3 separate regions of the Homo sapiens genome follow, and all the other regions are linked to region 2. Evidence: chromatin contacts called from ENCODE Hi-C data. All regions are on one chromosome and are shown on one strand. Each heading gives the region's core, a stretch centred on a gene start or an enhancer-like site at or near the end of the contact. The rest is flanking DNA. Distances are from core to core; before and after follow the strand shown.

What was found. Hi-C counts contacts between places; a loop is a spot of excess contacts on that map. Pooled maps may share reads with other maps.
Region 1: a loop to region 2 is called in a pooled map, with 8 times the contacts of the local background. The contact joins the promoter of TIGD6 here to the promoter of ANXA6 in region 2. A Hi-C loop is called at or near these places in 1 of 168 maps with a recorded cell type or tissue (naive thymus-derived CD4-positive, alpha-beta T cell), 1 of 37 single-sample maps with no recorded cell type and 7 of 50 pooled maps.
Region 3: a pooled map shows a loop between it and region 2 (4-fold over the local background). The contact joins the promoter of GRPEL2-AS1 here to the promoter of ANXA6 in region 2. A Hi-C loop is called at or near these places in 5 of 50 pooled maps.

The regions. Positions count from the first base shown.
Region 1 is chr5:149,998,355-150,002,899 of GRCh38, reverse strand. TIGD6 (tigger transposable element derived 6) reads left to right here and starts at 2,246. Exons shown (of 2, transcript NM_030953.4): 1 at 2,246-2,426. It overlaps HMGXB3 (HMG-box containing 3), which reads right to left and starts at 2,161. Exons shown (of 20, transcript NM_014983.3): 1 at 1,721-2,161. RefSeq lists enhancers at 1,267-1,346, 2,234-3,022 and a silencer at 2,427-2,506.
Region 2 is chr5:151,156,529-151,161,315 of GRCh38, reverse strand. ANXA6 (annexin A6) reads left to right here and starts at 3,537. Exons shown (of 26, transcript NM_001155.5): 1 at 3,537-3,636. RefSeq lists a silencer at 2,665-2,724 and an enhancer at 2,520-3,376.
Region 3 is chr5:149,356,026-149,360,562 of GRCh38, reverse strand. It overlaps GRPEL2-AS1 (GRPEL2 antisense RNA 1), which reads left to right and starts at 2,921. Exons shown (of 2, transcript NR_132366.1): 1 at 2,921-3,038. PCYOX1L (prenylcysteine oxidase 1 like) reads right to left here and starts at 2,517. Exons shown (of 6, transcript NM_024028.4): 1 at 2,407-2,517. The coding sequence starts at 2,494. RefSeq lists silencers at 2,278-2,487, 2,508-2,667, 2,688-2,737 and an enhancer at 2,463-2,757.

The sequences.
Region 1 (4,545 bases), core at 997-3,496, 1.2 Mb after region 2:
AAGTGCTGGGATTACAGGCATGAGCCACCACCACACCTGGCCAATTGTAATTAACTGAAATAGCAACATATGCTAGGAGCTAGAGACAGCACAGATCTAAACAGTCATCTGACCAACCAACATCAGCTCTCTGGTGCTGGGCTAAAAAACAGAGAATCTACTAACAGCTTTTATGTCTAGGAAAAGAGGCATAAAAAACTTAATAACCAGTTCAAGAAGAGTTAGTTTTTTTTGTAGCCAAGTTCTAAATTGGACTTTTACCACAAGTCTCAATCCTTGGAGGGAGAAAGGCTCACAGAAACCACTTGAATTTTACAAGAGGAAATAACATAGTTGCCCCTGAAAATCTGTCAGGAGGAAATTTAGAATTCTGGGAAGAGGCAGTTGTGGTGGTAAATATGGGACTGATACGTGCAGTACAAAGCCCACACACCTCTCATTTAGACCTCACTCCACAAATAAGGTATAATGAGCACTGCATGTGGAGTCAAGAGACCTAAACTCTAACCTTATGATCTCAGAGAAGTCTATTCCACATCCTAAATTTCAACTGTTTCTACTGTGAGAAAAGGATGAACCCAGTGGCTCCTAGTCTTTTGGAGGCAAGAATTCTTTTGACAATGTTGCGAAAGCTTAAAAAAACAAACAACTACAACAACAAAAAACCTCTCCTAGAAATTGCAGACACACTGTATTTCACCTATAATTTTCAGGATATACCCCAGGTAAAGCACACATTATTCCTTAGGTTCTTCCTAGTTCTCTGTCATCTCTAAATGATTCCTCTTCCTATTAAAAACAAAAACTAAACTAACAAAGAAAAACAAAACAAAAACCTACATTCTAACTGCCATAGTGCAACCCAGGAAGAGAACACAGTCTACAACTTGGCTGGGTAAGCAATAGGCCAGTAAAGGATAAGGGAAGCAGTAGTTCAAATCAAGGCTACGTGGGGACTGCGCTTTTTTGCCCTGAATTGACTTCTGGGCGGCTGAAAGCCTTGTGGAGAAGGGCAGTAACTGCAGGAGAGCATCTGTAATGAATGGCATATAGGGTACTAAGCACCCTGCGCAAAACGGGTTAGGAAACACTCATTACAGCCACCTTGGGCTGAGGGCAGGAAGACAACACCCTACGGTTTTGTTTGTTTTATTACCCTGTTCTAAGCCTGAGTACAAGTTTGTTATCAGACTCGAGGCAGCAGTATAGCAATGCAAAAAAAGGCAGGACAATTTAAGGTTAAAAACGAAGGGCTCTAGAGGACAGAAAATCCGGGTTCTAGTACAGACTACACCAGTCGCACCAGCACGGGGACCTCTGACCTTAAGCAATCTACTTACCCTAAGTCTCCGTTATTTCATCTGTAAAACAGAGTTAAGGTCAATACCTGAAATATGCGAGACACTTTCTCTGTCCCATCAGATCCTCCTTGGAATCTCACGAGATTGCCTTTGAGGGCTCAGCCATGGGCCACAGTTTGACTCTGGGCTAGCTCCTTTCCCTCATTCTGGGTCATGAATGAAGCAAGAGCCAAACCAGACAAAGTCTTGGTCAAGCTAAGACGTCTGGGACATCCGAATGTCCCATACGGATTGCGGAAGGAGGACACTAAGGCTCAGTGGCCCTACTTTGTGGAAGACTCAGTAGAGGCTCAGAGAGCCGCAGCATCCAACTCGAGGTCGCCCAGCGGCTCGGCGCGGCCCTCGAAGGCGGGACTTACCCGGAGGAGCGTGCAAGCTGCGCCGCTCACATTCCCGGAGGCGCTTGGCCCGGCGGCTGGACGAGGGGGATGGCTGGCGCACTCGCGCTCCCCGCTGTCGGCGAGAGGCGGCTCCAGTCGTGACAGCAGCAACAAGGAAGTGGAGGCGAGGGCTCGCGCGCGCATCCCGGGGGCTGAAGGAGCCCCGGCCCCGCGGCCCCGCCCGGCGACACACGGCGCGGAGTCGCGACAGCCCCTCTCGCTTCCCCTCCTCGGAGTCGCGATATGGGGTCCTGAAGGGCAAGAATAGGAGCACAGGTTCGCTCCGCAGGCTCCTCACCGATGCCTGCCGAGGGCCCCGGGGGTCAAGCCCCGGGGAGCTCGAGGAAGACGGCAGGGACACGGTCGTCACCGAGGCACCGGTTTGGCGGCTGCACCGGCAGTAGCGGCACACCACGGATCGCCAGGGAGACCCGTCCCGGCGGCCCTCGCGGCGCACCGGAAGCGGTCGGCAGCGCGTGACTGCATGCGACCCCTGGCGCAAGCGCAACAGCCCAGCCCTAGCTTGGGAGCGGACCCACACGAACTGCTCAAAGGCTTGGAGCGGGTCTAGTAAGGCGAACGGACTGCTTCCGGCCAGAGGTCCCGGGCGGAGGAGGAAGCTGTGGCTGCCGGCGGTGGGACGCCCCGGCCGCTCAGCCCCCGGGCACTGCTGTGGGGCGTTCAGGTAACAGGGGCGGGGCTGTGCTGAGCGTGAGGGATCTAGGCCCCGCCTCACCTTTCAGAGCCACGTCGGGCGCTGGGAAGCCTACAATACCACCCTCTCCTCAGCACGACGTTCAAGGCCTGACCTCAGCCTGTCTCAGTCTTTCCCTCTCATTCAGGATCGGGTTCATACGTAGTGCCGCATCAAGTAGCGCCTTCATCACTCCAGTGATCTGCCCTCAATCCGTCTCTCCCACTGGCCCACGAATAGTGATGGTAGTGAGTTCCTGGAGTGACTCAAGCTGAGCTGAATGACCGTATGGAGAGCTTCCGTAAATCAAATAGGGATTGGATTGGATTGTCCTTTCTCTCCAGTGTCACAAGTTGTCCACATTTGTACAAGTTCCCGCACAACCCTCACTGTATTCCAGTCTGCCTACTTCTCTGCATCTACCGCCATCACCAACCTTCTAGCCACCATCATCTCCTGCCTGGACTGATGTAGTTCTCCCCACATCCCCTCTACAATCCATTCTCCACGAAGCAGTCAGATTGATCATTTTGCACTGTAAGTCTGATCAAGTCACTCCCTGCTTAAAACCCTCCAGTGTCTCATTCACTTAAAATAAAATTCAGACGTCTTAGCTTGACCAAGACTTGTCTGATTTGGCTCTTGCTTCATTCTCTTTCTATGTCTCCTCTCAATATTAGTAGTTCCCAGAACCAGCTATATAGCACTCTGTAGTGTTTGGAGTGCTAGCTTTGTTGTGAGCCTCCTGGGTTTGAATCCCAGCCCTGCCACAAGTAAGCAATATTAAGCAAGTAAAGTGCTTAACAAATGAGGTTTACGCAGTAGATCCTCCCACCTCAGTAAATGGCACCATCATCTGCTGGATTCCTCAGTGCTCAAACCAGAAACCTGGGCGTTATCCTTGACTCCTCCTTCACCTCACATCCGGTCCAGCACAGGGCTTGCAAAAACATAGCCCCAGACTGACTACTACTCACCATCTCTCTATTACTACTCTAATCCAAGCCACCATTATCTCATGTGGACTCCTGCTTTTTTCTCTGATACCCTTCCATTCTTTACACAGCAGTCATCTCTCCTTCCTTAAAATCCTTCAATAGCTTCCTATTGCACTCAAATTAACATCCAAACTGTATATGGCCTACTGGTTTAGCCTGCTTTTATCTTCAGATTTAAGGCCATCTCTTAGGAAAATCAACTTTACCCATTAGGTTCTCTACCCTGCAACCAAAAGACTATATTGTAAATCTGATCATGTCATTCCAGAAAAACAAAACCAAAAAACCGTCAAAAGCCTCTTAATGCCCCCAAAGCAAGCTAGAAACCTGACTAGGACTTCCTGTGATTTGGTCCTTGCTTTCTTCTCCAAAGAATTTTTTGTTCCTGACCAGGACATTCTATTTCCTATATAGTATTTCATTGCCTTTCATGTTAAATATTTCCTTTCATCTCATGAGTTCCTATTTGTTTATTCTTTAAGGCCCACCATATTATTCCCTCTTTGAAGTGCACTGCCCATCCATGCTCCATTCCAGTTGATTATCTGCACATTTATGTTCCAGTAGTACTCCGTAACCTCTGATTTAGTTTTCACATGCTCTAGTGTTTGTCTTCCCTGGTAGGCTCCTCAAAGGTGGGCACTATGCTCCATTCATCTCTGTATGGCTGGCATCAAGCATACTGCTTAATACATAGTACATGTCATGAATGGATGGATACATGTATGGAGGTGATAGTAAAAATCTACCCTTGAGAAGGGACAGTCATAGCATAAAGTCACAGCAGGTTCTCTTGTCCTTTAAGGATTCTCATGATAAAATGCCTACGAAGGCAATTACCCAAAACTGCTACTGCTGGATCATGTTTTGTTGGACCAGCGTAGGGCAGGGGGACTGTTTGTTTTAAATTCTGAATACTTCTAGACAGGATACACCACACCATTCTCCAAATACTTCAATCCCTGTTTCACTCACTTACGCCACCATCCTGGCCCCTAAAGGCATTTGAGTTTGAAGCACCTATCTAGGGTCCAAGACTTAAATCTGGAAGGACCTTAGGCATCATCTGGGCTTGTGGTTTGCAACCATGGGACTTTTCAAAAATATGTATT
Region 2 (4,787 bases), core at 2,288-4,787:
GACTCCTTTTGCCGAACTAGGACTCCATATTTAGTTCTCTTCTCCCTTAAGGATCTCATCTCTTGAACTCCAGACTTGACTAGCCAACTGCGTACTTGACATCTCCTGTTGGGTGTCTAATAGAAATGTTCAACAAACTGGTCAAAAACTGAACTCCTGATCTTTTCCCCACTTCTAATTCCCAAAATTGCTTTCCCTGCAGTCTTGCTCATTTCAGTTGATGGTAACTCCATCCTTCCAGTGGCTCAGGCCAGGATCCCTGAAGCCATTCTTGACTCTTTCTCATCTCCCACCTGATCCTTCGGAAATCATGTTCAACCTTCAAATACATCCCATCTCCAACCACTTCCCCCACCTGCATTTATACCAGCCTGTCTCTTGCCTGGATTACTGCAAAATCTCCTAGCAGATCCCCTTCTTCTACTCTTCCCCCAACAGTATTCAGTATTTCCAACACAGGAGACTTCAGTGACCCTTTAAAAAATATGTCTTGGCCAGGTGCGGTGGCTCACACCTGTAATCCCAGCACTTTGGGAGGCCAAGGCAGGTGGATCACCTGAGGTCAGGAGTTCAAGACCAACCTGGCCAACATGATGAATCCCCGTCTCTACTAAAAAAATACAAAAATTAACTGGGCATGGTAGCAGGTGCCTGTAATCCCAGCTATTTGGGAGGCTGAGGCGGAAAGAATTGCTTGAACCCACGAGGTGAAGGTTGCAGTGAGCCGACATGGCACCACTGCACTCCAGCCTGGGCAACAGAACGAGCCTCTGTCTCAAACAAACACAAAAGTCTTATCCAGAATATAAAAAGAACTCATATAACTTAACAACAAAAAAGACAAAAAATCCAATTTAAAAATGAGCAAAAAGCATGATTAGATATTTTTCCAAAGAAGATGTACAAATAGTGGCCAATGAGCACACAAAAAAGATACTCCACATCATTAGTCAGAAGGGAAATGCAAATCAAAAACACAATTATAGATGCCATTTCATAATGACTAGAGCACAAGTTTTTTGTACTTTTGTTTTTTTGAGACAAGTTCTCACTCTGTCGCCCAGGCTGGAGTGCAGTGGTGCAATCACGGCTCACTGCAGCCTCTACCTTCCAGCTTCAAGGGATCATCCCACCTCAGCCTCTCCAGTAGCTGGGATTGCAGGCATGTGCCACTACCCCTGGTTAATTTTTTGTAGAGATGCGGTTTCGTCATGTTGTCCAGGCTGGTCTCAAACTCGTGGGCTCAAGCAATTCACCCACCTCGGCCCTCCCAAAGTACTGGCATTACAGGCATGAGCCACTGTGCCTGGCCGGGTACAAATTTTTAAAAAATAAAATACAAGTGTTGGCAAGGACATGGAGAAATTAAAAGCCTCATACATGACATGGCTGATGGGAATATAAAATGTTGCAGCCACTCTGAAAAAATGTTTGGCAGTTCCTCAAAAACTTAAATGTAGAATTACTATATGACCCAGCAGTTTCATTCCTAGGTAAATACACAACGACAATTGAAAACAGGTACTCAAATAAGTATTTGTATGCAAATGTTCATTAGCAGCACTATTCACAATCAGCAAAAGGGGGAAACAATGCACTATCCATCAACAGATGGATGGATAAACAAATTATAGTGTACTTATACAACGGAAAATTATTCAGCCATTAAAAGGAATGGAGTGCTGGACCGGACACGGTGGCGCATGCCTGTAATCCCAGCACTTTGGGAGGCAAAGGCGGGTGGATCACCTGAGGTCAGGAGTTCGAGACCAGCCTAACTAACATGGTAAAACCCCATCTCTACTAAATACAAAAATAAATTAGCCACACGTGGTGGTGCATGCCTGTAATCCCAGCTGCTCGGAAGGCTGAGGCAGGAGAATTCCTTGAATCTGAGAGGTGGAGGTTGCAGTGAGCCGAGATCACGCCATTGCACTCCAGCCTTGGCAACAAGAGCAAAACTCCAACTGAAACTAAAAAAAAAAAGGAATGGAGTGCTGATACATGCTACAGTGTGGATGAACTTCAAAAACATGCCACATGAGGCCAGGCACGGTGGCTCACGCCTGTAATCCCAGCACTTTGGGAGGCCGAGGCAGGTGGATCACCTGAGGTCGGGAGTTCAAGACCAACCTGACCAACATGGAAAAACCCCGTCTCTACTAAAAATACAGAATTAGCTGGGTGTGGTGGCGCATGCCTGTAATCCCAACTACTCGGGAGGCTGAGGCAGGAGAATTGCTTGAACCCAGGAGGCAGAAGTTGTGGTGAGCAGAGATCACGCCACTGCACTCCAGCCTGGGCGACAAGAGTGAAAAAACAACAACAAAAACAAACAAACAAAATGCCACATGAAAGAAGTCAGACAAGAAGGGTTGCATCTCATGTGATTCCATGTATATGAAATATCCAGAATAGGCACATCCGCAGAAGCAGAAAGCAAATTGGTGGTTGCCAGAGACGAGGGGTAAGGGAAAGTTAGGAGTGACTGCTCAGTGGGTATACTGTTTTATTTTTCCGTGAAGAGAATATTTTGGAACTAGATAGAGGTGGTGGATACACAACATTGTGTCTGTACAAAATGCCACTGAATTGTTGACTTTAAAATGGTTAATTTTATGTTGTGTGGATTTCATCTACCCAAAAATAATACCCTTTCTTTGCTCAATATCCTGCAATGGATCCCCAGTTGACTCAGAGTAAAAGACAGCGTGCCTTCAAGGGCCCCGGAGGTCCCACCTGATTGGGTCCCTCTTATCTCTCCTCTCCCTCCCACTCACTCCATTCCAGCCACACTGGCCCCCCTGCTGATCCTCGGAGGCGCCAGGTGGCCTCCTGCTAGGAGCATTTGCTCCAGCAGTTTCCTCTGCCTGGAACACTTTCCGCAGGTATCTGTCCAATTCTTCTAACTTCCTCATCTTCTCCTTACCAATCCCCTGGGGACAATAATTCTCAGTTTCCTCTGTATTCTCAGTTTATCAATTTTTCCTGTTCTAGCGCTGGATTACAACTGCTGGTCTCCCTGCCTGCCTTCCCTGCTTCCCAGAGCACGAAGAAGCTTGCCTCCGCAACCCACTATTTGTGTGACCTTGGTCCAGGAACTGGACTGGGCTCTCCTCCTGAAAGTGGGTAAATAATGTCACCGACCTAATGAGGCTGTTGAGGCATGGAATCTGATCAGGCAGATAAAGTGCCCCTGGCAAACCTCAATTTTCTGTTTCTCAACAAAGCTTTGGCGACTTATAAGAATTTGCGGGAAAGTGTCCAGAACCCGGAGTCAGGAGCCCTGACTTCTAGCCCTGAAGGGCCGCGTGACCTTGGCCAAAGCCCCTAATCCTTCTCAGTCTCAGATCCGGGGGCTGGAAACTGAGGAGGTTCTCCCGGCAAGCCCCTCGGGCTAGTGACATTCTAAGATTCCAAGAGCTAAGGAGCTAGAGGGGTGGGGTGGAGGAGGGAGGCGGGCGCGCCGGATTGGCCTCTGCGCGCCACGTGTCCGGCTCGGAGCCCACGGCTGTCCTCCCGGTCCGCCCCGCGCTGCGGTTGCTGCTGGGCTAACGGGCTCCGATCCAGCGAGCGCTGCGTCCTCGAGTCCCTGCGCCCGTGCGTCCGTCTGCGACCCGAGGCCTCCGCTGCGCGGTGAGTGGGCTGAGGCTGGAGAGGGGAGTCGCTCTGGGAACCCCTTCCCGGGGGCTGCAGGGACACAAGAAATAAGCGCCCAGTCATCGGCTGATGGGTACCCCCCGCCAGGAGCAGGGACGGGAGGGCGCGGTAACCCGAGAGTGTCGCAGACTGGGTGTGTCTGGGGAGCGCAGCGGAGCAAATCTGGGGTCGGGGCGGAGAGGCGCGGGCGGAGGGCGCCCTGGCTAGGGGGAGGGGAGGGAGTCCCGTTGCTGCAGAGGGTCTGGTTGAGGGTCCTGGGCGCCGGAGCTGAGCCAGGGGCTGGTCCTGCCGGCCTTAATTTGGGGGGGCTCAAGAGACTTTGAAGGTCCGGGGTTGGGGTCAGCTGGACGCCAGTCAAAGGACCCGCAGAGAAGGGTGTGGCTGAGGCCCAAGACTGAGAGCAAGAGCGTTGGACCCTCCAGCTGCTTATAAAATGGCTTGTGTGTGGTGTCGGGGGAGGGCTGCCTGCGTGCAGAGAGCTGAACGTCCGGTCGTACATACCTCAGGGCCTCATTGGACCCCATCCCCTTTGGGCCACTGCTTGTCTATGAATGCAGTCTCCCAACGGGGCTCCGAGGCCTCCTATGGTGAGGCAGGGGCACTACCCTTCTTTCTGCATCCCCTAAGCGGTCTAGGCCTTCCCAAAGTTTGGGGGCTTCAAATAATTCCCCATATACCAGCATGGGAGCAAAATACCCTGAATCGGAATCCCAGCCCCTGTTGCAGTGTGACTTTGGGCGGTGGCTTTCCCTCTCTGAGCCTGGATTTCCTTCTCCAAGTCCATAGTTGAGAAACCCAGTCTCTTTCAAAGGAAACAATGGCTTTGAAAACTGATTTATTTGTCAGCTGTATGGAATGATTGCAGGTTTGGGAGTCTTGATTATAGATTTGGGAAGCCTGGCACAACCCTTGTAGGCCCTACAAGGGGAAAGGGCAGGAGGTCCTTTGGGACAACTAATCTGGCCACGGCTTCCTGCCTCCTCCTTCCTTTCCCTAGATTCTAGTGGGTCTTCTCTGACAATTCCAAATTTGGACATATGGCTCCCGGGTTTGTGAAAGGACTCTGGTTTCCCCCCAAGAGTCCGCCCTTTTCCCTCCATTATTCCTTCCCCCTTGCCCAAAACATG
Region 3 (4,537 bases), core at 1,672-4,171, 1.8 Mb after region 2:
CAGAGAGAGAGTGCATGATCACTATGTCCCCAGATCCTGGTGGACAGTAGAGTTCATGAAGTATTTTTTCTGTGTTGAAAGAATAAACCACTTCCTCTCACAGTACTTACAAAGCCACTTCCAAGACAGCTTTGGATTTTATTTTAACCAGTGTGCTCCCATCCCCTCCATGTGCAAAGAGTCCCAAATTACCCATTTTTCCAGAGAAATTGATATTAAGGCCTAGAAGCTGCCCAAGATCAGGAAGCAGAAGACACCACTTCATTGTGAACCAGCTCATTTAACACAACTGACACCAATTCTCTAATTTACAGTAAGATGTCCTGGGGCACAAAGAAAAATCAAACAGGCTTCTGTCCCCCAGGACCCCAGCATGGAATGGGCAGACAGACTCCTGCGCAATTAGCAACGACAACCCATGATGAAGTGCAACAGGGTTCCAGGGAGTCCTGAAGGGGAAGCAGTGAATTCTGCCCCAGAGGGTGTGGGGACACAGCCTTCTTGGGGAAATAAGATTTCATGCAAGATGCTGGAGGACAATCAGCTTTGTCAGTGAGAGGACACGCACACTCTGCAAAGAGACCAGCATGAGAAGGGCAGCATATGGAACTATATGGGTGGGTTTAGAGGGTCCTGATGCCACTTGGGGGTTCTCAGATTTGGTCCTGCAGAAGCACAAGCATTAAGCCATCCTAACAGGAATCCGCATTCTTGTTGTGGGTAGAGTCCAAACCACCAAGGATGAACAGAGGCTCCCGTCAGAGGGCTGAGGAAAATCTAGAAAGCTGAAGGGCAGTGAGGCATTGCCAAGTGTCCTGCTCTGGATGACTCTTGGATGGGGCCAGAAGGGCCAGCTGGGAGGAAGGAGGCAGAGAGCTCCATGTTGCCACAATGCAGCAATTCTGCTGGGTGGAGGTCCTGCTCCTTCCCCAATGGTGAGAAATGTCCTGTCCTGTTGCCTGTTCCTAAGAAAACGGGGAGTGCCCTGCATATTCCCACAGCACACTCTGCTTACTCCTAGCCACACTGTATTCAAACGATCTAAGGACAGAGAGAGAACACATGGTCACTCATGGATACTGCCTGCCTAACTCTTCCACATCCTTCAATGCCTGGCTCAAACTCCACCTTCTCCATGAGGGCTTCTCTGGCTACTCTAGCCTCAGGATTCTCTTTTCTTGGCAAGCACTAAACTCTCAGTCTCAAACTGGTTTCTGGCATGCTTCAGTCTTCTTAACCCTGTATGGCCTGGGCTGTGGTTCTGCTACACAAGAAGCTTTAGCACTGCACTGGACCCTGTAAGTTTGTGATGCTTCTATCAGATGTTCCAGGCACTCCTGCCAACTGGGGTGCATGGAGAGTGGCCTAGCGGAATAGAGTCTTTGTCCTCCCACCCCGAAGCCCAGGATCTCTGCCTGTGGGAATATCACGTGTGAGGGACTTGAAAATCTTCACGAGTCATGTAGTTAAAATGACAGTTGTTGAGGGAGGAAAAAAAAAAGCAACTGTAAACACATATGACACTCTAGTCAATGATATGCACGATGACGTATTTAGTGAGGTGTCCTGATGTCTGCAATTTATTTGGAGATGCATCAAAATGTAGGCTGGATTCGTGGATGTCTAGAACAGTGCGTGATAGTTATGTGACACAGCAAGTATAGCAGCAGTTAATGGCAGAATGTAGGTGGTGGGTATACAGATGACCACTATAAAATTCTTGCTGTACATCTGAACATTTTCAAAATAAAGTATTGGGGAAACCACACACACAATAAACAAAAAGACTGTTGTTAAAAGTTCCCCGTTCTGTCAGCAAATCTCCAGCGGACCTAGTGTTCTGTCTCTGCCAGGACTGTCTCCTATCGACCTGGGGGTGGTTTGGCTTAGATGTTACTTCCAGGAAGCCCTCCCAGGGCCGCAAAGACAGGGTGAAGCGCCCCTCCTCTGCATGCACCGTACTTCCTCAGCTCAGCACGGACTTCCCTGTACTGTGAGGGCTCTACCCCAGCAGGAACTACAGCACCACGTCTGCTACACAGAGAGCCCTCAACCAACCTCTGTGAATGCCATCGCCCAGCCTCTCTGTCCTCTGTCACCCGGGCGCCTAGCCAACAGCCAGGACCATGGCAGATGCTCAGCGACCCTGGACCTCCCGGTGAGATCCGCGGCCAGTCCTGCCCAGGCCTCTTTTCCGTCCTAGGTGGCCCTCTTCACATGCCATGCCCCGGCCCCATCAGGACCTTCCCTGCCGCGTCCCCTTCGGCGCCTCTCCTCCACCCAGCTCCTTTTCCGAGGACCCCTCCCTCACCCAGCCGCCCTCCTATACCCCACCTAGCTGAGAACTGAGAACCCTTTACCCGCCGGCCCTCCCCAGCTGGGAACCCCACCGCGTCCTTCCCGCACCGATTTTGCCCGGCGGGGCATCTCCGCCAGCAGCGGCGGCGGCGAGGAGCGCGGTCAACGCGGCGAGCAGCGGGGCTGCGCGGGCCATGGCGGGCGGCGAGCGGGCAGCACGCCGGATTCAGGCGCTAGCGGGTTGGCGCTCGGCTCTCCGCCCCGCCCCGGCGCCCCACTGGCAGTCCCGCCTTCCTGCCGCGCCAGACCCAGCTCCGCATTGGCCAAGCCGCCGTCCCTCTCCAGCACGAGGCCCTCATTAGCTCCATCTCTCTCGGGGTAGGCTCTCTCATTGGCAGCTTCCCCGTTCCGCCCCGCCCCCCGCATGCGGGCTCCTCATTGGCTGGGTTCATTCTTGCCCGGCGCAGGTGTGCCCGCTTCGGGTCCTCAGCATCAGGACCAGGGCCCAGCTGCGGCAGAGGGATGAAACAGACCAAAGTGAAGCTTTGAAGACCTCGGTTATGTCCAGCCTCTGCGTTATTAGCTCTGTATCTTCTCTGTGTCTGTTTCCTCTATTATAACACAGACGAAGAATCCTGCTCCACCTTTCTAGGTGGTTGTAACCATCTTATGAGATAAGGGAAGCCTTTTGCAGTGTCTGCAAGTGCTGGAAATTGCTGACCAAGCATGCGGCCAGGGTGGTAAGACGCTACCTCATTCATATGCTGACACAAGCCCTATGCTTTCTATACTGCTGTTATTTATGTGTTTGCAGTTTTTATATAGTTAATATCTCTGCTTTCTGCTTCCTAAAAACCAAAAGGCGGGGGAAGGTTTCATCTACTCTCTTTTCAGAAAGGAGAAAAGGAGGGATAAACTCCCATTTTCATCCTCTAAGAAGACAAGAGCAGCAGCTCAGACTTGCTAGTTTATCACGCTGTGAAAAACAGACTTCCTCTGGCAGAAAATAAAGTTAGGGATGAGTTTCAGAATAAAGAAAATCCGGAGGCTGGGGGTGGCTCAAGCCTGTAATCCCAGCATTTTGGAAGGTCAGGCGGGAGGATCGCTTAGGCCAGCAGTTTGAGACCAGCCTGGGCAACATAATGAGACTCTGAGACCCCGTCTCTTAAAAAAAAAAAATTCGCCAGGAGTGGTGGTGCACACCTGTAGTCCTAGCTATTCAGGAGGCAGAGGTGGGAGGCTTGAGACCGGTAGTTTGAGGTTACAGTGTTCTATGATTGTGCCACTGCACTCCAGCCTGAGTGACAAGAGTCCCTGTCTTTAAAAATAAATAAATATATAAAAATAAATGAAATCCATATTTACTCAGTGAGATTATGGCTAAAATAAGAAACTGGGCCGGGCACAGTGGCTCATGCCTGTAATCCCAGCAGTTTGGGAGGCCGAGGTGGGCAGATCACTTGAGGTCAGGAGTTCGAGACCAGCTCGGCCATCATGGTGAAACCTCATCTCTGCTAAAATGCAAAAATTAGCTGGGCTTGGTGGTGTGCGCCTGTAATCCCAGCTACTCGGGAGGCTGGGGCAGGAGAATCGCTTGAACCTGGGAGGCACATGTTGCAGTGAGCCGAGATTGTACCACTGCACTCCACCGTGGGTGACAGAGCGAGACTCTGACTCAAACAAAAACAAAAACAAAAAACTGAAGTGATTCAGAGAATGGTGAAAGAGCTTATAGCTGGGGTTCTAACTCAGCACTGAGACTTAATTTACTTGGGCCAAACTGGATTACTACTAGTAAACTGGTAGATGAATAATCATGCATTTGTCATAATCTTAAACTTTTTTTTTTGGCAATGTTTGTGTCAGGATGCAACACCTTTTAAGTTCATTTCCAAAGGTTCAAGATACTCCCTTAAACAGTTTTTAAAACAAGCACTCATTGACCACTATGTGCCAAATTCTCTTATGAACTTATTCTGATTCTTGTCATTTTTTTGTAGGGTAAATCATGTTAGTGTTCAAATTCATCTTCTTGACTATACTTTGCTTGTAATTTTAGGGTCCTTTGTAACTCTTAAATCTAGAGCTGTTTTTTTCTGTTAGGAAGCCCTTCCAACCCTACTAGCCCATTGACAATGTGTGCGCTCATCAACATTGTAAGAGAGGTTCGAAAGAGCTGATAAGGGAAAAGCAAGTAGGCACAATTCTTGTGGCACAAAGGTGCCAGACTGGGAATGCA